2 separate regions of the Mus musculus genome follow, and region 2 is linked to region 1. A link is a contact called in ENCODE Hi-C data. All regions are on one chromosome and are shown on one strand. Each heading gives the region's core, a stretch centred on a gene start or an enhancer-like site at or near the end of the contact. The rest is flanking DNA. Distances are from core to core; before and after follow the strand shown. Region 1 holds the start of Tsc22d2 (TSC22 domain family, member 2). Region 2 holds the start of Rap2b (RAP2B, member of RAS oncogene family).

Evidence for each region. A loop is a pair of places that touch in the nucleus more often than their neighbours do.
Region 2: a map of gastrocnemius shows a loop between it and region 1 (6-fold over the local background). The contact joins the promoter of Rap2b here to the promoter of Tsc22d2 in region 1. A Hi-C loop is called at or near these places in 2 of 37 maps with a recorded cell type or tissue (T-helper 1 cell and gastrocnemius).

What each region holds. Positions count from the first base shown.
Region 1 is chr3:58,411,417-58,417,377 of GRCm38, reverse strand. Tsc22d2 (TSC22 domain family, member 2) reads right to left here and starts at 2,658. Exons shown (of 4, transcript NM_001081229.2): 1 at 1-2,658. The coding sequence starts at 1,689.
Region 2 is chr3:61,361,154-61,367,273 of GRCm38, reverse strand. It overlaps Rap2b (RAP2B, member of RAS oncogene family), which reads right to left and starts at 2,767. Exons shown (of 1, transcript NM_028712.4): 1 at 1-2,767. The coding sequence starts at 2,217. The coding sequence ends at 1,666.

The DNA of each region.
Region 1 (5,961 bases), core at 1,409-3,908:
CTGTGGTAGACTTGTTGGTGCACTGTGTGTGCCTTGAGCTAAGGGTGAACCAACTTGCTGGATGACGCTGCTGCTCCGGCTGACTGGCGTATGGCTGCTCAGCTGCTGAGACTGGCCCAGAGGCGCGGGTACATTTGGCATAGTAACAGAAGTGGTGGGCACACTAGGCACGCTTGGAACGGGTACCGCTGCAGGCACGTTTGGAACTCCGGGCACCACGGTGTGAGGACCACCAGGCACGGCTGGCAGCTGACCACTGCCACCCATCTGCTGCGGAGGCTGCACGGGCTGGGGCTGCCCAACCCCAGTAAGCCCGGAGCCTGGCTGCACCACGCCTCCTAGAGCAGCTGGGGCCACTCCGGCCGGCTGACAAGGAGCGGCCTGGCCTACAGGAACCGGACCCGGGGCCACAGCTTCACTGGGCTGGGCGGAGGCGCCCATCATCTGGGCACCCAAGGAGGAGACGCTCTGGCCAGACCCCAGAGGAAAGCTGGCCGCGGAAGCAGAGGTGGCGCTAGCGCTGGTAGACAAGGGCTGCGCAGGGCTTGGCGGCTGCAGGGCCACGTGCGGCGGCAGGTACTCACTCTGGCCGGATGGCTGCATCGGCAACAAATGCCCGGGTGGTATCTGAGGCTGGGGATAGGCGAACTGCTGTGACAACGAGGAGCCGCCGGCCGGGCCGGGCTGAGCTGCCAGGGCCACAGGCTGCGCCAGGTTGACATTCGGCGGCGGCGGCAGCCCCTGACCGACAGGCCCGGGGAGGGCGCCTCCGGCCACGGCTCCCTGGAGCTGGGTTGGCTGAACGGCTGCTGTCATTGGCTGCGGCCCGGTCGCCGCTCCCGGGAACGGCGGCAGCGACGCCGAACTTGGAGCCACAGCCCCACCTACGGGCGGTGGAGGCTGCGGCTGCCCGACGCTGAAACTCTGCGGCTGGGCGAGAGTGGGCTGGCTCATTTTCTCCGACGGGGGTAGCTGTGACACAGCAGTCAAGGAGCTGTCAGTTCCCGAGTCCAGCCCGTGCGCCCCCTGCATGGAGGCCACCACCACCACCACCGACCCTCCGGTGGCTCCCAGGCCGCTGTCCCGCTCCGCAGTCTGCTCCAAAGTATTGCTGTGTCTAATGCAATCCCCGGACCTGGTGAGGACGCTGCTATCCGAATCCCGCTCGTAGTATTCCATACACGTCCATCGGCCGCGCCGGTACGGCTCCCCGCTCCCGTGGTCTAGTTTGATCACGCGGAAACGCGAACTACAAGTGGCAGGGGGCTGAGATGGAGTTGCACTACTCGGCCCAGGAGTGGACACCGAAGCGGCGGCCGCCGCCAGGGTCTGGGCGAGTGCCCCCGCCACGCTCCGGGCCGACACGCCACCGCCGCCTCCGTTGGCGGGCGCAGCTGAAGCGGCTGCCAGCTGCCCATCCAGGATGAGGTTCGGGGACACGGTCCCGGGAGTTTCCGCATCCCCGACATTGTTGAGCGTCTCTTCCGAGGAGCTACGCTCGCACACCTCCTCCGGGCCGTAATCCGTGGCCCGGGAAACGTCGAAGATCTCGGAGGACACGTCCTCCGTGCGCGACTCGTCCGGGTCGTCCAGGCTCTCGGTGTCCTCGGTGATGCTGGTGGCCACCTGAGCCGTGGTGACACTGGTGATCTGGAAGCAGCTCTTCTTCTTGGCCGGCATCTTGGACATGGTGGAAGAGGCTGGAGGGCAGAGGCTCCTCTGGGACCCCACCGGAAACCGAGAAGGGCCGAGCACGGGCCCCCAAAGACAAAGTCCGAGTTCGCGCCTGGGTCTACGGCCCACGCCGCCAAGTCACGGGCTGCTCTGGGCGCCGGCGTCTCGGCGCGACATCCTCCTCCTCCCTCCTCACCTCCCGCGGCAGGGGTGCCTCAATTCAACTCCTCAGCGACGGCCCGAGCGTGGTCCAGGGGCGGGCCGGCTGCTCCAACAGCTCAGCCTCCGCGGTCAGTCCAGCCCGGCGCTCGGCGCGGTCAGCAGGCCCGGCTGGGGGTGGAGCGCAGGGCGCAGGAGGCGGCGGCGGCGGCGTGAGGGGCGGTTCTGCCCCGCTCGGGCTCTCCTGGCCGGGTCCCGCGGCTGCTCCCGCGCGGCGACGCGGAGGAAGAAGGCGGAGCGGCGAGGCCGGGACCGGCGCTTCCTGACGGACGGGGCTGGAGGTCCGCGGCGGGAGGCAGCCCTCCGTCCCGGGCTCTAGCCCGAGCGCAGTCCGGGGGCCATGCCGGCGGTGGCGGCGGAAGCCCGCTCGGGGGCGGGGAAGGCCGGCAGTCTGGCCTCCCTCAGGGAGCCACCCGCGGCGGCGGCGGGCCCGGCCTCCTCGCGGCTCTGAGGCGCGTGAGGGGCGGCGGCGGCGGCTGAAGGAACGGCAAGCGAGCGGAGGTGCTCGGCGGCGTGAGGGGAACCGGTGGCGGCGCCTTCCGCTTCTCCGCGGCGCGGCCGGCTCGGAGACTCCGGAGGGAAAAAACAAAACAAAACAAAACAGAAATTCAAACTGCTGAAGCAGCGGCTGCAGCTCCCTCCACTCGGCCAAGATGGGGCTGAAATGGCCGCGCCAGGGATGCTGGGAGGAGCAGCAGCCCCGCAGCCGCTGCCGCCGCAGACTAAAATGCCGCCGCTGCCGCAGCCACCGCCAGCGCCGCAGCCGCCGCCGTTCCGTGACGCGCCGGCGTCGTGACGTCACCGCCCCGCCCCCTCCGGTTTCCTGCGGCTTCGCGTGGAGGCTTGAGGGGGGTTCGTGGGCGGGGCCAAGGGGGTAGAGAAAAGGGAGCGGGTTCTTTTATTTAAAAAATTTTTAAATTTAAATTTCCACACTGCAGGTTCACTAGGAGAGGAAAAGCCAGAAGACGGTTTTAATTTGTAAGCCTGGGGCATCGCATGGTTTAGGGCCGGCGTGTGGCGATCCTGGATGACTGGAGGTCATGTGCTCGGTCTAATGTTTAGCATAGTCTTAGAGGAACCTGGGCGATAGGGGAAAAAAGTAGGGCGATCCAGCTGCCGAAGAGGTGCATAGCTGGAGAAAGCGAACCGGGTTAAAAGTCCTGAAAATATATGTTAACTAGGATAGTGGGAGAAGTGAGATTTAAGAGAAACGAGGGTGACTAACACAGAACATCAAGCCAGACTGAGTTAGAAAGATGATCTTTCAGACAGAAATTCTGTCTATAAAAAGCGGCGGCGACAGGGATGGTTACTTGCCCAAAGTAAAGTCGGTTTCGAAAAAGATTAGGAGTTAATAACATATTCCAAATTTTCACTTGTTGTGGTTCAAGGCTGGAAGAGTTCATTTAAACTTTCGAGACGTTGAACATGAAATCTGCTTATAGGTTCCAACGTTGAAAAGCCTACAGTGTTAAATAAGTGTAGCTCTTTTGATTGTTCTAAGGCTCCTGTTAGAGCCATGTTGTTCTTTGGTTTGCTTTGGATCATGCACAGTAAGAGAATACCTTTTTCTTCCACTACTAAGTCAGACAGCAGCTCTGAAAGTGCCACTGAATTTTTCCATCTTGTAGCTACTTCCCAATCAAAATCGAGTCTTGTTGTTATGAGACCTCTTGTAGCCCAGGCTACTTACTTAAACCAAAGTGGCCTTGAACTTGTAGTGAGCTTCCTGCCTCTGCCTCCCAAGTGCTGGCAAGTGTCTCCACATTGGGAGAGTGAGGATGTTATTTTAAACACCGACCACTCTTGAACTCTTGACACATGAAAACAACTCTAAGTTAGCTAAAATCTGAGAAGTTTTGCTGGAAATTAAGATGTCAGATTTGTTGCAGCTTTTAGAGATCATATCAGGCTGACTCGTTTAAAGTAGTTTACTCAGTTCTCTAATCTTTAAAGAACTCTTTGATCCAAAAACGGATTGAAAATTAAAATTTACACAACACTTTCTAGGTATTTAGCTGTAATGTATGGAGATAGATATTTTAAACTCAATAGAAACTGTCCTTCAAACCCAAGTGACAGAGGTCAGTATATAAACCAATACCTCACAGTAACATCCCTGCTTCTTGAGGGGGGCAGAAGAAAAAAGAAAATAAGTGTTACATGCTGGTGTTATTGTGGCCGAGATAGCTGAGGGAATGCTTCATTTCTAAATCTATAATTTCAGTAATTTCTCAAGACAGTACGTAGAAATAATTGGCTTGTTAATCCAATGTGAATTTATAAGAGATTATTTTAATGCTGATGTTAAAATTAATTATCAGTGGGTATTGTTGACCATAGGAGTTTCAGAAAAATAAAAACCACATGCTTGATCGTGACATTACATTATCTTATTAAATTTCCTTTTCTGATTATTAGGGTGGTATTCTTCAGCCACACGTTAAAGGGGGAAGAGTAATCTGTAAGTGTTCATTCTTTTTGGTTTTTTTTTTTTTTTTTTTGTTTTTTCGGGACAGGGTTTCTCTGTATAGCCCTGGCTGTCCTGGAACTCACTTTGTAGACCAGGCAGGCCTCGAACTCAGAGATCCACCTGCCTCTGCCTCCCAAGTGCTGGGATTAAAGGCGTGCGCCACCACGCCCGGCTGTAAGTGTTCATTCTAACAACAGGTGGAATCTACCATGACATGAAAGTAAACATAAAACTAATTTGAAGAAATGGGAACAACATTTCTGCTACAAAGGGAGTAGAAAATGTTAACAAGACATTTTAGGATTATAAAGTTTGAATATTTAGATGTTTCGTGAAATGTGTGTATGTGTTTAACTGTTTTCTTGAAAATAGCATTTTCCAAACATTTAAAGATCCTACTTTTGTATATTTTCCCTTTAAAAAAAATGTAGAACTCGTGAAGTTGAGACAGATGGATCACTTGAGCCCGGGAAGTTCAGGCCAGTCACCTCTCCACCTCATTGATACCCTGTTTCTTAATAAGCAAGCAAACCCTAGGTAAAAAAAAAAAAAAAAAAAAAAAAAAAAAAAAAAAAAAGGAAAAGAAAAATGAAGAGAATTTTATACTTTAGACTGTTGGGGAGAAATGAAAAGAATTCTAGATATAGGAAGTTTGAAATCTATGTACAAAGGAAAAACGAAACTATTCCCAAACTACAAAATGTATATAATTTATATAGTTGTTCACGAGGAATCAGAAGTCTACAAATGCAGGCAGTGGTGGTGTACATCTTTAATCCCAGCACTTGGGAGGCAGAGGCAGGCAGATTTTTTAATTTGAGGCCAAGCCTGATCTACAGAGTGAGTTCCAGACTGCCAGGGCTGTCTCAAAAACCAACCAACCAACCAACCAACCAAAACAAAACAAAACAAGTCTACAAATAACAACAAAAATGACAGTAAATAATAAATAAATAAATAAAATCAATAAAAAATAAATCAATAAACAGACTGTAGACTATTCATGTAAGTATCTTTGCTAATGTGTAGAGTTGTTAATAAGTAACCTGACAGCCCTCTTTGGGATTGGAGAGGTCCCTGGAGAGCCAGACTTAAAGGCTTTAATGCAGTTATCCTGGCTCCATGCCTGTACCCACAAACCATGCAGTGGAGGCTGTGGGAGCCCTTGATTACTGCTCTCTTAGCCCCCACCTTGACCATTTGACTTACATCTGGTACTTCCCCAAAGACTTCAGTTTGCAGCAGGATATGGGAAGTATATTTAGAAAGAACCAGGATGGGGGAAAAAAAAACAACCCTAGGAACTAAGGCCCCATTTCACTGATGAAAAAAAAAACTGCTAGAATGTAAGCTTTTCATTACTTATAAACAGTGTACTTCTGCTAGGCCATTGTCTTACAGATCAGTGCACTGTTGGATCACTTCATAGTCATCAGATGGTAGACTGTGAGCCACAGGTTCTCAAGAAAGCCTGACATCGCCTGACATCTCCATCTCCCAGTGAATAATGGCACGTGAAAGACTCAGAAGAAATATATAATGTTTTCAGTAGAAATTAAGCAAGCAACTATCTACATTAAGGAAAATAACTTTCG
Region 2 (6,120 bases), core at 1,518-4,017, 2.9 Mb before region 1:
AGTCAGATGCCCTGGCCATACCCTGTGAGTCTTAGGCCTTGATACTTTTCTCCACTTTTAAAGACTTGGAAACATTGTTACCCAATTTTTCATAGAAATAATCCTATCTTCAAATTTTGACACATAACTCAAAAGGCATCATGGACCTGGCCCGATCCACCTCCCCGCCTGGCACCATATTCACGGAGACTGTAAATCACTGAATATGAAACACAAAACCACAAATAGTTTGGGGTTTCTTTAAAAATGACAGTTGTATTAAAAGTCTTAAAATGAAGAGACAGTGACTAAATGAGTGGAATTAAAAGTTACAACTTGTTAAAATTCTTTTGGTACATCACAATAAAATTTTGCTCTTTGCCTCTGGAGGAACACCCTGTAACAGATAACAGACATTTCGAAAACAACAGAAAAGGAGAGCTAAAACCTGAAATTAGAACAAAATGAAGGGGGAAAAAATTCAAGACTTATGGACTTAACATTGAAAAAAAAAGCTAAAATTAATGAAGCAATTCACGGAATAACAGGTCCTATTCATCCTGGCTCTTTCAGGAAGATGCTTAAAGTAGTTTTGGGGAAAGCAGAACAGCAGATTCTGGGACATGGTGGGAATTCACAGGTTGGCACCGGCTGGAACAGCTGAGTTTGAAGGCACTCTGCAGACACAGGGGTGCTGGGCGCCCTGAATCACATTTACGAAGTCTTTGTATTGTATTTTTAAAAGCTAGTCAGCAAAATCTGTCACTGCCAACCACAAAAAAAAAAAAAAAAAAAAAAAAAAGCTATACTTACACTCATACACACACACACACACAATAGCACACACAAAAAATGTGCAGATTTGTAACATTTTTCACAGCTGATTAAAAAAAAATACTACCATTCTCCCCCCAGACTCCCCTTTGATACAGTAGGTAATCAAAATAGATTTTTTTTCCCCACAAATATCAGCAGACACTTCCTGGCACCCCACACTGTATTGGCATCAGTGTTAAACAGTCCCAGTTCACATGTGCAATACTTCAGATTGGATACACTGTAACAAGAACCCAACTTTGCATAGACATCCTCAGAATCGTAATCAGTCCCTGGGTTGCCCTTCCAAGCTGGCAGAAAAGGAACCCCTGGTCTTAATTTCTAAATAATCCTGGAAAACAAGGAAAAAAAGTTTCGTCCCCTCTTCTGGCTCCTTCATATGATTTTCTTGGACCTCTTTCCTTGTGTTAAAACTTGGAACTATGAACAGTTGCTCAGGGGAACCCTCCCCCACTGCCTCCTTCCCCTTCACTTCCTCTGCTTCGCCACCCCCATTTTTTTTTTTTCAGGTTTGAAACTTTTGCTTGCCGGTGTCAAGCAGCCAATACAGAGCCTTAATGGCTATTTAAACGGGGAAATATGCATGAACCAAAATCAACGAGGAACGTACACGCTGTATAGAGCCATTTTTCCACCGGGGTCTCAGATGCTCTGCAACGTACACCCTCTCAGACCCTGGCTGAAGGCTGGGGATGCTGGCTACACAAGTCAGCCAGGTTCCTCGGACATCCCAGCCAAGACAACAAAGTCGTCTCCAATCTCAAAGCAAGAAGACAATCACATTAAGAGAATCGGGTGCGTTTGGCTTTGTGCACAGAGCGTGGCCAGCGCCCGGCGGCAGACGGCGCCTCACAGGATCACGCAGGCCGAGCAGCAGCCCTCGTCGCCGTTGGGCTGTGCCGCGTAGTTCATCTGCCTCACGATCTCTGCGAATAGCTCATCCACTGAGGCTTTGTTTTTGGCCGATGTCTCCATGAAGGGGCAGCTCCACTCCTCGGCCAGGGCCTTACCCTCGCCATAGGAGACCTCACGTTCACCCTCCAAGTCCACCTTGTTGCCTACCAGGATCATGGGTACGCGCTCGTACCGCTTCACGCGGATGATCTGGTCCCGCATGGGCTTGATGTCCTGGAAGCTCTGCTGGTTGACCAGGCTGTAGACGAGAATGAAGCCCTGGCCATTCTTGATGTACAGGTCCCGCATTGAGGCGAACTGCTCCGTGCCCGCGGTGTCCAAGATCTCCAGCACCGACGGCGACGAGTCCACCTCGATCTCCTTGCGGTAAAAGTCCTCGATGGTCGGGTCGTACTTCTCGATGAAGGAACCTGTTACGAACTGCACGGTGAGCGCGGACTTGCCCACGCCGCCCGAGCCCAGTACCACCACTTTGTACTCTCTCATGGCTCCGTCGGCGCCCTCGTCGCGCCTGCCGCGGCCCCGTCGGGGCTGCGCGCCGGGGAAGGCTGGGCTGGGCGGACGGGTGGACTTCTCCCCTTCCTCAACTTCGCAGGAAAAACCCCGGCGAGACTAGCCCGGTAGCACGGGCTCGCCAACAGACTAGCAGAGCCCCGCGCCAGGCCGACCGGCAGCGGGGGCGCGTCCCTAGGGCGCGGGTCCCGGGCCCCGCAGCAGCCCTGTCGGAGGACCCTGAGGACAATGCGCGCAGCCGGAGCAAGACAACGGCTGGAGCTCTTCGCCCCGGCAGCCTGGGAGGGCCGGGAGGAGGTGGCGGCTGGTTGCAGAGGCGGCTGCTAATTGGGCGTCCGGCTGAGACACGCGTGGCATGAGTCCCCGCGGAACGTGCGTCCAGCTCCGCGACCCATCACTCTCTCTCCTCTGTCTCCCGCAGCCTCCGCTGGGCGAGGGCTTCCTACTCGCCGCGCGCAGCCCAGCCCTCCCCGCCCAGCCGAGCATGCCCAGTACGTCGCCCGCGGTGCCCCGCCCGAACTCCGCTCCAGCTTTTCCGCCGCATCGGGAGGGGGCGTGACAGAGGGTGTGGCAAACAGGGGCTGGGCGGGGCAGGGCGGGGCGGCGCGAATCTTGGAACTGGGCAGTCTTGCTTGTGTGTGCTTGTAAGTGGAAAGCTCGCCAAACCGAAGTCACCTCGGTCGGGGCTGTGCGGCTGCCGGCCTCCTATGGGGACAGCAGGCAGCAGCTGGCTGCGACCTCTTCGTCGGCTTGCGCTGTTAAAGGATAGACACTTGTCCCCGAACTCAGGCTGCTGCGCGCCTCTCAGGATCGTACACTTGCAGGGCATTTTTCAGGCCCCGGAAGGTAGCAGAGGTTCGTGCTCCCACTTGGCCCGGTGTTCCTCAGTTTCCCACGAAGAACTCGACCTGAGTCCCTGTCCGGACAAGGAGTTAGGGCTGGGAATCTGTGGAGAGCTGCAGCCTTCAGGGCAAGAGTTGCGGGGTCATCCTACGTCTCCCCCCTCCCCAACACCCCTTTGGTTAGAGCCAAAATATGGCTTGTGGATCGAGCCCCGTGGCTCCCGCACCGAGTCAGGGCATGCTCAGTCGGAGGAGCAGGTTTGGGGCTTGCAAGTAGGAAGGTTTCGCACCGCACACCCACACGCCAGCTCAAATTACCTCTCCCAGACTCCCAACTCATTGGCCCCAGGATGTGAGTCTCACACCCCCAAATGTTTTTCCATTGGCTGTTGCTGAGGTTTTGTCGCTTTAGACAGCTTCATTGGCTGCAAAGTCGCCTCCGCTCAGGATTGGTTATTTATAGAGATTGAGTGGAGAGGCGGAGGCCCAGCTGTTCCTTCTCCACTGCTCCCCGCCCCCTTCCACCCACTGCCCGGGCCTGTGCATCTGAAGCTGAGAGGGGAAAAGAAGGAATTTAGGTGGAGTGCTCCAAACTAAATATAGTCCTTTGTTGGTGTTCAGGAGGGAGTCTGACTTCTTTAAGCCCAGTCACGACCGTCCCTTAAAGAGAGCAACTAGAGCTCATTGCTGCTCCCCGTCTTTAAGAAACCCTGAAGTTCCTAACTTGATCTTAGCAGGAAGAAGGCTGGGATGAGCAATGAGCCACCGCAAGTTCGTGGCATCAGGGGAGGTGGGGCTGCCCGGGCTTGCCTCTTCCCAAAGCTCTGTTTGGTGGGGAGGGCAGTCTCAAGACTTGGCTCCGCTCAGTTGCACGGCGATGTGAGGTGACGCCTGGACTTGTCCCGAGTCTCTCTAGATCCTTGCTAGGAGAGATGTCGAGACCTGTCTGTGTACTGCACTGGCAGCGGGAGCCCGGGGGCACAGAGGGGTGGGGATCGGCTTTGTGTCGAGTCAACCAGGGTTAAGTAGCCAGGCTTGCTATCCCCCTGCCACTAGCCTCTGCTTTAAACGTCCTCACGGAAGGAAGAACCGAGCAGTGTTGCTTTTGGTTCCAAGTCACAGCGGTACTTAGGGCTCCATTTGGGAGTGAACCTGCTCCAGATTCTTGGCTGCGGCCCCGAGTGTCCACAGCCGCAAGTACCTGCCAGCAGAGCCAGGCAGAACCTCAGTATAATCCTGTGCCTTACTAAGGTGAAGTGCTTTCTCTCTGCCTTGGCTCTGCCTTTTAGTGGAGGAAGGGTTTTCATGGTCGACTACTGACTGCTTCGATATAATTATGCTTATATAATTCTTCAGAGAATTATCTCTGAAGCAAAACTTTAATATAGCCGGCTAGAACCCTGCCAACATTCTGCCAGTGTTTAATGCCTGCCAAGTGTTTTGCATGCACTATCTCAATTACCCCTTATAATAATAATTACTTATATGCCCATTTTAAAGATGAAGAAACTGAGGCTCCCAGGTGTTCAATAGCTTGCCTAAGAGTGGCAGAGCCAGGATTACAACCTAGGTGTTTGATTGTATAGCACTCAAAGGGCTAGTGTGCTTTCCCACAAAATTATCCCCAGCTTTTCTTCTCATGTAGAATTTCGTAATATAATCAGAGATGGACCCTCTGCTATGACCGTGCTTTGCACTCTTCTTGTGGAGATGACATCTCTCTGGAAGGCGCTTCCTCATCTACATTATGGCTCCAAGGGATGGAGACTCTGAAATATTTTTCTGTGTGGTGCCAAGCCCACCTCCAGGATCTTTTGGGGGACTCCCAACTCACCCATCTCCAGTTAATAATTCTTTGTTGGGCTGTGTGCTTTATTGAGGTGCTGTGGGCTCACAAAGGTGTGTTTCTTAGTAACATGAAAGAAAATGCTTCCAGCTTATATGTGTAGTCTGTCATTTCAAACTTTGGACCTCGCTCAGTGACGGCTTGGGTCATTGAACGAGTCCAGGGAGCTTCCTAACCTTAGTTTGTCTATCTATAAAATAGTGATTATGAAATTGGCCCTGCCCGCAGGACAGTACTAGGTACCTTGAACAGCAGTGCCCTCTCTTTACAGCAGAAAGGTGAGCAGAGTCAGAGCCTTGGTGTTCTGGCTGCTCTCTGCAGCAGTTTGGTGCATTCCAGGGAGATAATAATGACCAGACAGTGGATAGATAGTAACACCCATTAAAGCCATTGTGCACGAGGTATTTATCAACTACTACCCTGCCTGAGCAACGGGACAGCCCCATCTAGAAGAGATATCCATGTAGACAAGTAGACCATACTACCGAAGCTTGATGGCTTTTTCTTTCTTTTTTATTTTTTTAAGATGTATTTATTATTATATGTAAGTACACTGTAACTGTCTTCAGACACCAGAAGAAGGCTTCTTCAACAACAGAAAAAAAAAAAAAGTTGCCATTTGAAAACATTCTATTTGGCATTTTTTTAGTAGCAGTTTTTAAACTATATCCCAATTATTTCCCTCAAATAAGATATACACAGGGAATTATGATTTAATATGAAGCCACGGCCCAAAAATTTTAGGAGGGGTGCCAGAGACTGAACCATTGTTTACTGTGATAATTAAGTGGCATACCATTGAACTATGTACTCAGCAATGTATGTGTATGTATGTGTTGAGAGTAGCTAGGCTAACAGGCCTGGATTGCTTAACTTAGCTTAAAGCATACATATTTTAAAGTTAATCACTTCCTTATATCATAGTTTTGTTTGTTTTGATTTTTTAATGAGTCATTATCTGCCCCATGGTATAAGGATTTATAGAACTAAGTCTGATTACCCTAACCACCATGTAAAACGTTAGAAGGCATTACCACACCTGGTTTATCTTAGAGCCTCCAATGGTTCATGATATTTATTATGATAAGAGACCCTCAATAAATATCCATCAGTACATAGGTAAATTGTTGCTCTTATGAGCTCTATCTGTGGTAGAAGGTTTTGATAATCCTTGATAAGCCATAGCAA